Linked DNA regions of Homo sapiens: all the other regions are linked to region 3. A link is a loop called in an ENCODE intact Hi-C map of the cell type or tissue named here. Cell type or tissue: HCT116. All regions are shown on one strand.

What was found. Hi-C counts contacts between places; a loop is a spot of excess contacts. Peaks named below come from ENCODE experiments on the same cell type or tissue, not always from the same donor. Only the 100,000 strongest peaks of a DNase experiment are listed, where the experiment ranks them.
Region 1: it touches region 3 in a loop (10-fold over the local background); 76 of 110 quality-filtered maps call a loop at or near these places.
Region 2: it touches region 3 in a loop (2.3-fold over the local background); 4 of 110 quality-filtered maps call a loop at or near these places.

The regions. Positions count from the first base shown.
Region 1 is chr1:68,118,806-68,121,305 of GRCh38, forward strand. It overlaps GNG12-AS1 (GNG12, DIRAS3 and WLS antisense RNA 1), which reads left to right. Exons shown (of 10, transcript NR_040077.1): 8 at 2,320-2,436. It also overlaps a transcript of WLS not described here. Among named protein-coding and RNA genes, the nearest start is that of MIR1262, 64 kb to the right of the region's middle. In HCT116, a CTCF peak has its summit at 1,554 (motif pointing right); a DNase peak (open chromatin) is centred at 1,536.
Region 2 is chr1:68,173,124-68,175,623 of GRCh38, forward strand. All of the region lies in intron 2 of WLS (Wnt ligand secretion mediator), which reads right to left. All of the region lies in intron 9 of GNG12-AS1 (GNG12, DIRAS3 and WLS antisense RNA 1), which reads left to right. Among named protein-coding and RNA genes, the nearest start is that of MIR1262, 9.2 kb to the right of the region's middle. In HCT116, no CTCF peak of the experiment used is centred here; DNase peaks (open chromatin) are centred at 473 and 1,121; H3K4me3 peaks cover 945 bases.
Region 3 is chr1:68,319,960-68,322,459 of GRCh38, forward strand. No RefSeq gene overlaps it. Among named protein-coding and RNA genes, the nearest start is that of WLS, 89 kb to the left of the region's middle. In HCT116, a CTCF peak has its summit at 1,329 (motif pointing left); a DNase peak (open chromatin) is centred at 1,358; H3K4me3 peaks cover 37 bases; H3K27ac peaks cover 640 bases.

The sequences.
Region 1 (2,500 bases), 200 kb before region 3:
GGTGGAGATTGTAGTGAGCCGAGATCACGCCACTGCATTCCAGCCTGGGTGACGAGCAAGACTCTGTCTCAAAAAAAAAAAAAAAAAAAAAAAAAAAGCACCTGGCCCAATATTAGATGTTCAACATATGCTTATTGAATGAATAATTGATCTTTAACCCAGTAGTTCTTAGGAATTGATACTAAGGCAACAATCAGTGATGTACAAAAAAGATTTATATCCAAGGATGCTCATTTCAACATATATTGTAATAGTCAAACTTTGCAAACCACTGAAATGTCCAGTAAAAATTATGAACCATCCTTTTTAGAGACTATAATAGTAAAGTCATGAAAATCATGTTATAGAAGACAACACAATAACATAGAAAGATTTCCTAGATATATTTTGAAAAGGGCAGGTTATATAACTGTCCAGAAATTTATTTTCTATGTATAATACAATCTTAATGTATATAAATCTACACATATATGCATGGAAAAACTTGTGTAAGAACATACTGACATTTTAACAGTATTTATCTTTGGATAGAGTAATTGTAAAATGTTTACATGTTTTTCTTTACTCTTTCATGTATTTTTGCAGAGTTTCTGTGATAGGACCATTTTGTTTTTGAGACTGGATTAAAAACAATGTAGCAGAGGCCATGGGTGCCTCACCCATATTCCTCAAGCTGGCCCTAGTTCCAAGTAGCTAAGAGCCTGGCGGTGGCCCTCTACCTACAAAGGATGGGAGTGGAGTGGCTCTCTCTCACAGCTTCCTCAGCCCCAGGGGACAACTCTGCAGCATGTTCCTCACAGCTTGACAGAGGCCCTGGCCGTGCACCTTGGTGGCTGTTCTTTGCATTCCCTTCTTCTCAGCCTTGCTTCTCCATGCCACCTCAGTGCTTCCTGGAATCACCTTTCAAGCCAGCTACTTGCACACAAATCCTTGTCCCAGAGTCTGCTTTTAGGAGGAGCCCAGGCTAAAAGGCACAAACGCTGTTTTAAAAATCCTGCCCACTCCGTGTAAAGAACATCAGCCAAGCATGGTGCTATAGAAATAACTCCTATCTTGGCTGTTCCTGTGTGTAGTTCACTTTCAATCTCTCAGCATCCCTGAGTTGAAGAGAGATCTTGCTTAACTGGGAGGGAAGGCCAAGGGGTTTCTGGATACAGGAGCCACCTTGGGGATCTTAGAGCCTCAGAAGAGGCAAGGATGTACGTTATAAGAAGGGGCTGTCCAGATGATAAATGAAATTAATAAACCACCCCTGTGATGCCAGCACATGGCTCACAGCAGATCTGCATCAGGCGCCTACCATTGCCCTAGGATGCCATTAACACCTACTCTTCCTTATGAGGCTTAGAATCAGGGCTGCTGAGGACTTCAGAAATCATCTCATTCAGGTGGGGTGAAGGGGGTGGGTAGCTTCCCTGAGGGTCCCACAGCAAGAGTTAGAGACACAGCCAGGACCAGAACTTACTGAAAAGCAATAATCCAAGGTCTGACTTGGGTTCTGAGGATTTGCTCAGTTATAGATGTCATTCTCGATTTGGCCTGAAGAGGGCAGACACTTGCCATTCATGGAGGTGAAGAGCTTGTTTTTAAGGCTGGACTAACATCTCCCAATAAGGTCATTTGGTTCTAGTGAGAGTTGCAGCTCACAACATTCTTGACTCTTCTGCTGCAAATATGCTACTGGAAAGACACTGAAGTTCACAGACTGAAGTTCCTTTAGTTCCAACTCTGGCACTGTAATAGGTGACCTTGCACAGGTCACTTCACCTCTCTGAGTCTCACTTCTTGTGAAGTAAGATCTCTACTCCGTGACTGAGAAGGTGGTATTGGGGAGTGATATGTAACTTACAAAGTTGCATATTACAACACACATCACTGCTGTTAAGTTCTGTGTGTGTGTGTGTGTGTGTGTGCGCGCGCGCACATGTGCACACTCGTGATGGAGAGAGCTTGATAAAGGAGAGAGGCCTAGGCCAAAGGAGCTTTTTCTGGCCTCAGGTGAATATATATTTGTAAATTCTCTAGCAATTGGAACCAATTCACTTTGTACTTGGAAAAGACTTAACTGCTTTTACTTTATATTTCGAACTGTACTTTTTTAAAAGCTAAAGATGTCCCTTAACCTAACTGGTGTATGGGAAAAAATATACATAACAGGGATATATGTAAAGTTCTACCATTAAGTCAAAAATATTGCTGAATACAGAGAAGGTATTGGTAATACAAATTTTTAAAACTAAGTATTTAGTGGTTGCTTGGTCATGAGAAGCAAAAAAGTAAGAAGTGAGTATTTTTAAAAATCCTGTACCATTTTCCTAGGACATCAAGCCCTAGTACAGGAAGGGACATTTTCACACTAATCTGTGCCAGCTGGAGCAGTCCTGCCATCTGAACATCATATTTTGGAACCCTGAGAAGCTAGGATGCAGTTAACAGGTAAGTAGTAATGGGAGAACTTTCTAGAAACCATGTCTGGAGGAGGGGTTCAGGAGCTGAGATG
Region 2 (2,500 bases), 150 kb before region 3:
ATTTGTTTACCAAAGAATCTGAACCCAATGATGAACCAATCTTTCGCTAACAAAGCTAGAGAACTCAGAACCATCTAAGTTAGCAAGTGTTAAAACACTGGAAAGCAAATGTGGCAACAGCACTTTCCTATTTGACCATAATCAACATCAATGTGGAAAGAAAACAAACCTGAAAGCAAGTGAGGAAAACACACAGTGGGTTTCTTTGCTTTCTCTCCAGGACACTGTCAGTACACAGAGCATTTAGAATAGCTGATTTGATCGTTGTGAAAATCTACCTGCGTGCCCCTCTCTCTCTCTCTCTCTCTCTGAATGCAATTAGAGAAGACAGCTTCATTCACACTGTGTCTAAAAATAGATGATGGCAGAGTTCACAGACTGACAGCTGCATTGTCATACAGTAACCAGGAAAGGAAAGGGATGGCTAATTTAACTTAACAACTTCCAAAACAAACAGTGCAGAGGGAGTCCAGGATAAAGAAAAAACACACAGGTCAGTTCTTCAAAGAGCTGGCAGAGGGATGGGGTCGCTCCATGGCAGTTTATTAGTCCTCCCAAAATCCTGACGAAACCAGCTAAGTATTTTGCCCAGATCTACCCAGAGTCCTTCAGACAAGAGCTCTGGCAGATGAACCGCTACAGAGATTCAGGCAATATTAGGCAGCAGGGCCAGGACTTTCCCTGCTGACTTCTTCATACATCCCCTGGACACAAGTAAGCTAAGAAGAGTCATGACGTTTTTCTAGGCAAGATAAATAAATGAGTTTTTTCCCCCTTTGCCATATCTAAATTATACTCTGCCTAGCCTGGGGCATTTAAAAAAAAGTTATCCAGGAAATAAACATGCATCATTAAGGGGCAGAAACCAGGTGTCTAAAAGAAGCAAACCATTTCTTTCCCTCCCTTCAGTCCTAAAATGTTTTCTGTTTTCCTCCTCAGTCTGCCTTGCCCAGGGAAGGGATTACGGTTGGGCTTCAAAAGAAACAAGGGAATAATGCCTGTGGACGGGTAGCAGATTCTCTCTGCAGCTCTCCCGCAGCTCCATGTTGGCTCTCAGCGCTGCTGCCAGCCAGCTAAATGTCAGATCACGGCACCCCAACATTCCCTCACTGCATACCTCCATCGCCCTGGTGACTAAGCTGTTTCAACAGCTGTGTTATTGCTGGAGTCAGGCCAGTGTTATTCACACGAAGTATTTGTTTCATACGGCTTATGTGGGGAATTATTGCACTCAGCTTTGGGGTTCTATTTAAAGATAAGGTCCTTCCCTTGATCAATCAGCCAGGACATTCCTCGAGTTGGGCTCCAGGAGACAGTGGGACAATATTCTACTGCCACCCGGGGTTCCAGATAATGGACAGATTCATAATACTATAAAGAAGGTGGATGAAGCATATGTGTGTGTGAGAGAATGGGAAGCATAATGGAAAACCATGACCCTTGGTGGAGCTGCGGAAGAACTCTGCTGCTCCTCCCTCAATAAAAGCCACCCACAACACAAGAGTGTTAAGCTGGACTCCCTTTCTGCTCTTCTTCTCCAGCCATCACCCTCAGCCTTTCCCTTAAAATCATTGCTCTTTCCTTTCGGGTCACGCTAGCACTGTTGCGTTGGTCTCTACATGCATCACTCCACACACCTGCCCCGAATGCCATCTCCTCCCTCAGCCCTTGGCTTCTCCTATCTCATCAAATGGTTTATGACCATTGATGTTCCTATCATGTAGGAAGCAAGTTGGGCCTGTTGGCCTGGTGACCTCCTCCACTACTCCACATCCTCTTCTGAGTGTGAGTAAGATAAGGGCTGTGTTACTAACTGCTGAGTTAATCAACCCAAACTCCCTTATATGGAGGGACAACTGGGAAAAGGAAAAGGCATTACATCCATGAGCTTTATGTCCTGTAGGTGGGACTAATTTCTATTTCTAGCTCATTCTAGGCTGAATCTCCATCAAAGAGGCCTACTGGCCTGTTCTCCCTCCAAAGTTGTTCTCACCAAGAGCAATCGGGCACCATTTTCTGATGCTGAAAAGATCTCAGAAATATGTTTTCTTATAAATGAAGTATTTTTAAAAGAAATAAAACAATGATTCCTAAGAGCTCACATTTTTTACTGCCTACTATGTGTAGACATTTTCACCCATGCAGATGCCAGCCAGATGGAAACCATCACAGGCAATTTCAAAGTGAGGAAACTGAGGCCCATGGCCATGCTACCAATGTGAGAGGGAGGCAAAATGAGAACCCAGGTTTGCCTGACTCAGCAGCTCAAGTACTTTCCCCTTATGTCTCTCAGTCATGGGGTAGGAAAGTTAGGACACCCGCTTCTTGCTCTAAAAAGGCCACTATTTAGCCAAACAATTTGAGTAAGTCACTTTACATAATGTATTATTTCATGAAATACTACAGTTGGATCATAGGCTTACTAAGATCCTTTCTAGTTCTAATATTTCATGAATGTAGAAATCTAAAACACCTCCAGCTGTTGACTGCCTTCTATACT
Region 3 (2,500 bases):
CCTTATGTAACTGTCAGTAAGCACAGTCTCTGGCGCATAGCAGGGGCTCGAGACTACTTTGGAAGGAGAGATTAAAGGAAAGAAAGAAAAAATTCTACAGGCATCACCCGGAGAATATAAAGATATTCCAGGCAAGTATTCTGCAGGGGGTAGAGAATTATGCTCCTTGGTGACCCTGCCACCTGCAGAGGTGCAGTACCTCCCGCACAGGGGTCAGCATCCCAGTGATTCCTGGCATCTGCAGCTTAATGAGGATGTATCCATTTATGCATTAAGGTTCATTTCCCTTGTTCAAAGCAGTCCCTCAGGTCTTCCCGGAGGACTGGTTTGCTTATTTTATACAGGATTCTTAGAATACTGCTGACATGTTTGATAATCAGAGAGTCTTGGGAAGGGGGTTGCTTATCTTGGGGAAAGTCAGCGAGCTATGTTTGAAGGCAGGTTTTCTTCCTCTCTTGAGAGAGTTGAGCAGTTTGAAAATAGGCTGCCTTCAGCCTTGCTTGGAATCTGGAGTGAAAGAGAAATACAGGGATGCAGCACTGAAGGAGCCCTGCTGTTCTCCTGGCCTGAGGGCTGAATTGATTCCACAGGTAACCTAGCATGAGCCTTCCACTTCATATGGGAGAAAAGGGAGGAGCAGATGGCCAGGTGCCTTGCCCCAGGTCACACAGTGGCAAAGCCTGAAGCCCTCAGACTTGCACGCTCCCAGCTGACACCCTATACAACACATGGGGAATGGGAAATTGGAATCGACTTTAAAAAAAAAAATCTATGAATCAAAAGCCGGGTTTGTTGGGGCATACCTGTAGTCCTAGCTACTCAGGAGGCTGAGCTGGAGGATCACTTGAGCCCAGGAGTTCAAAGCTAGCCTGGGCAATATAATGAGACCCTATCTCTAAAATAATAATAATAATAATAAAATCTATGAATAAGTTAGGAAAGACAAGGAAGAGACTGACTTGTGCGAACCTCCAATTTTAAATTGTGTTAGCTTAGAAGAAAGACTATTTTTTAAAAATGTAATCAAAATAGTTGATGAGAACAACAGTAATACCAGAAAACACTTATATGTTATTTGTTATTTGCTTGGCATCATTCTGAGAGTTTTATATGTATAAATTCATTTAACTTCCATAACACTTCCTGGCCTAGATTTTATTAATTTTACACGTGAGGAAAACTGAGACATGGGAGCTTAAGCAACTTGCCCAAGGTCACACATTTAGTCGGTTGGAGAGTTAGAATGAAGATTTAGTTAAATATTTGCAGGAGCTGCGGAGTGTGCTGGCTAGCTGTCTTGCTGCTGCCACGGCTCTGCCCTCTGGCGGCTCACCCTGGCCCATGGATGAGGATGTCTGGCTAAGCCCAGGGCTTAATGGCCCTCTCCTGCTTTACAGAAGAACCCTGGAGTCGGGGCTCCTTGACATAAAACTGGTTTGTGTCCATAGGTTTATGACATTACTTTTTTATGTTGTCAGTGGGGCAGTGTCCTGGTAATTGCTGTCATTGTTCTATATTTGTCCCTGTATAGTCACTGGCTGAGAGCTTTCTTAAACTGAAACTCTAGAGCACTGAAGGATTTTAGATTTTTCTAGATACAAAATAGAATTTCAGGGGCATAGTGAATTTTGGGATCTGTCTTCAGCTTTCTTTATATCAGTGGAAATCCACCCCAGATATTAGAAATAAGGACCAGAAAAAAATTAATTAACTGTGATGGAGGAATCTAGTCATTGGACCAATTTGCTTTAAGAAACAAAAGAATTATGAAAAACTCAGAAATTTTTTTTTTTTTTTTTTTAGACAGGGTCTTTGTCACCTGGGCTGGAATGCAGTGGTGCAATCATGGCTGACTGAAGCCTCTACCTCCCCTGGCTCAGAGGATCCTCTCACCTCAGCCTCCTGAGTAGCTGGGACCACAGGCACGCACTACCACACCCAGCTAATTTTTAAGAAATATTTTTGCTGGGCATGGTGGCTCATGCCTGCAATCCCAGCACTTTGGGAGGCCGAGGTGGGCGGATCACCTGAGGTCGGGAGTTTGAGACCAGCCTGACCAACATGGAGAAACCTCATCTCTGCTAAAAATACAAAATCAGCCAGGCATGGTGGCACATGCTGAGGCTGGAGGCTGAGGCAGGAGAACCACTTGAACCTGGGAGGTGGAGGTTGCAGTGAGCCAAGATCGCGCCATTGCACTCCAGCCTGGGCAATAAGAGCGAAACTCTGTCTCAAAACAAAAAACAAACAACAACAACAAAAAAAAGCCAACATATTTTCGTAGAGATTACAGGCATGATCCACCACAACTGACTCAGAATTGTTTACAAGCCCTCAAGTTTGGAAAATCATCTGCAGATGTTAAGATATGTCCAGATAAGAAAACATCCAAATTGAACTGAGAGCACAAGGAACTACCCTGGACAGAATAAAAGTGAAAACTAGGTGAAAAAAAAATTAAAGAAAGGCAAGGGCATTACTGAATACTTACTATGTGCTA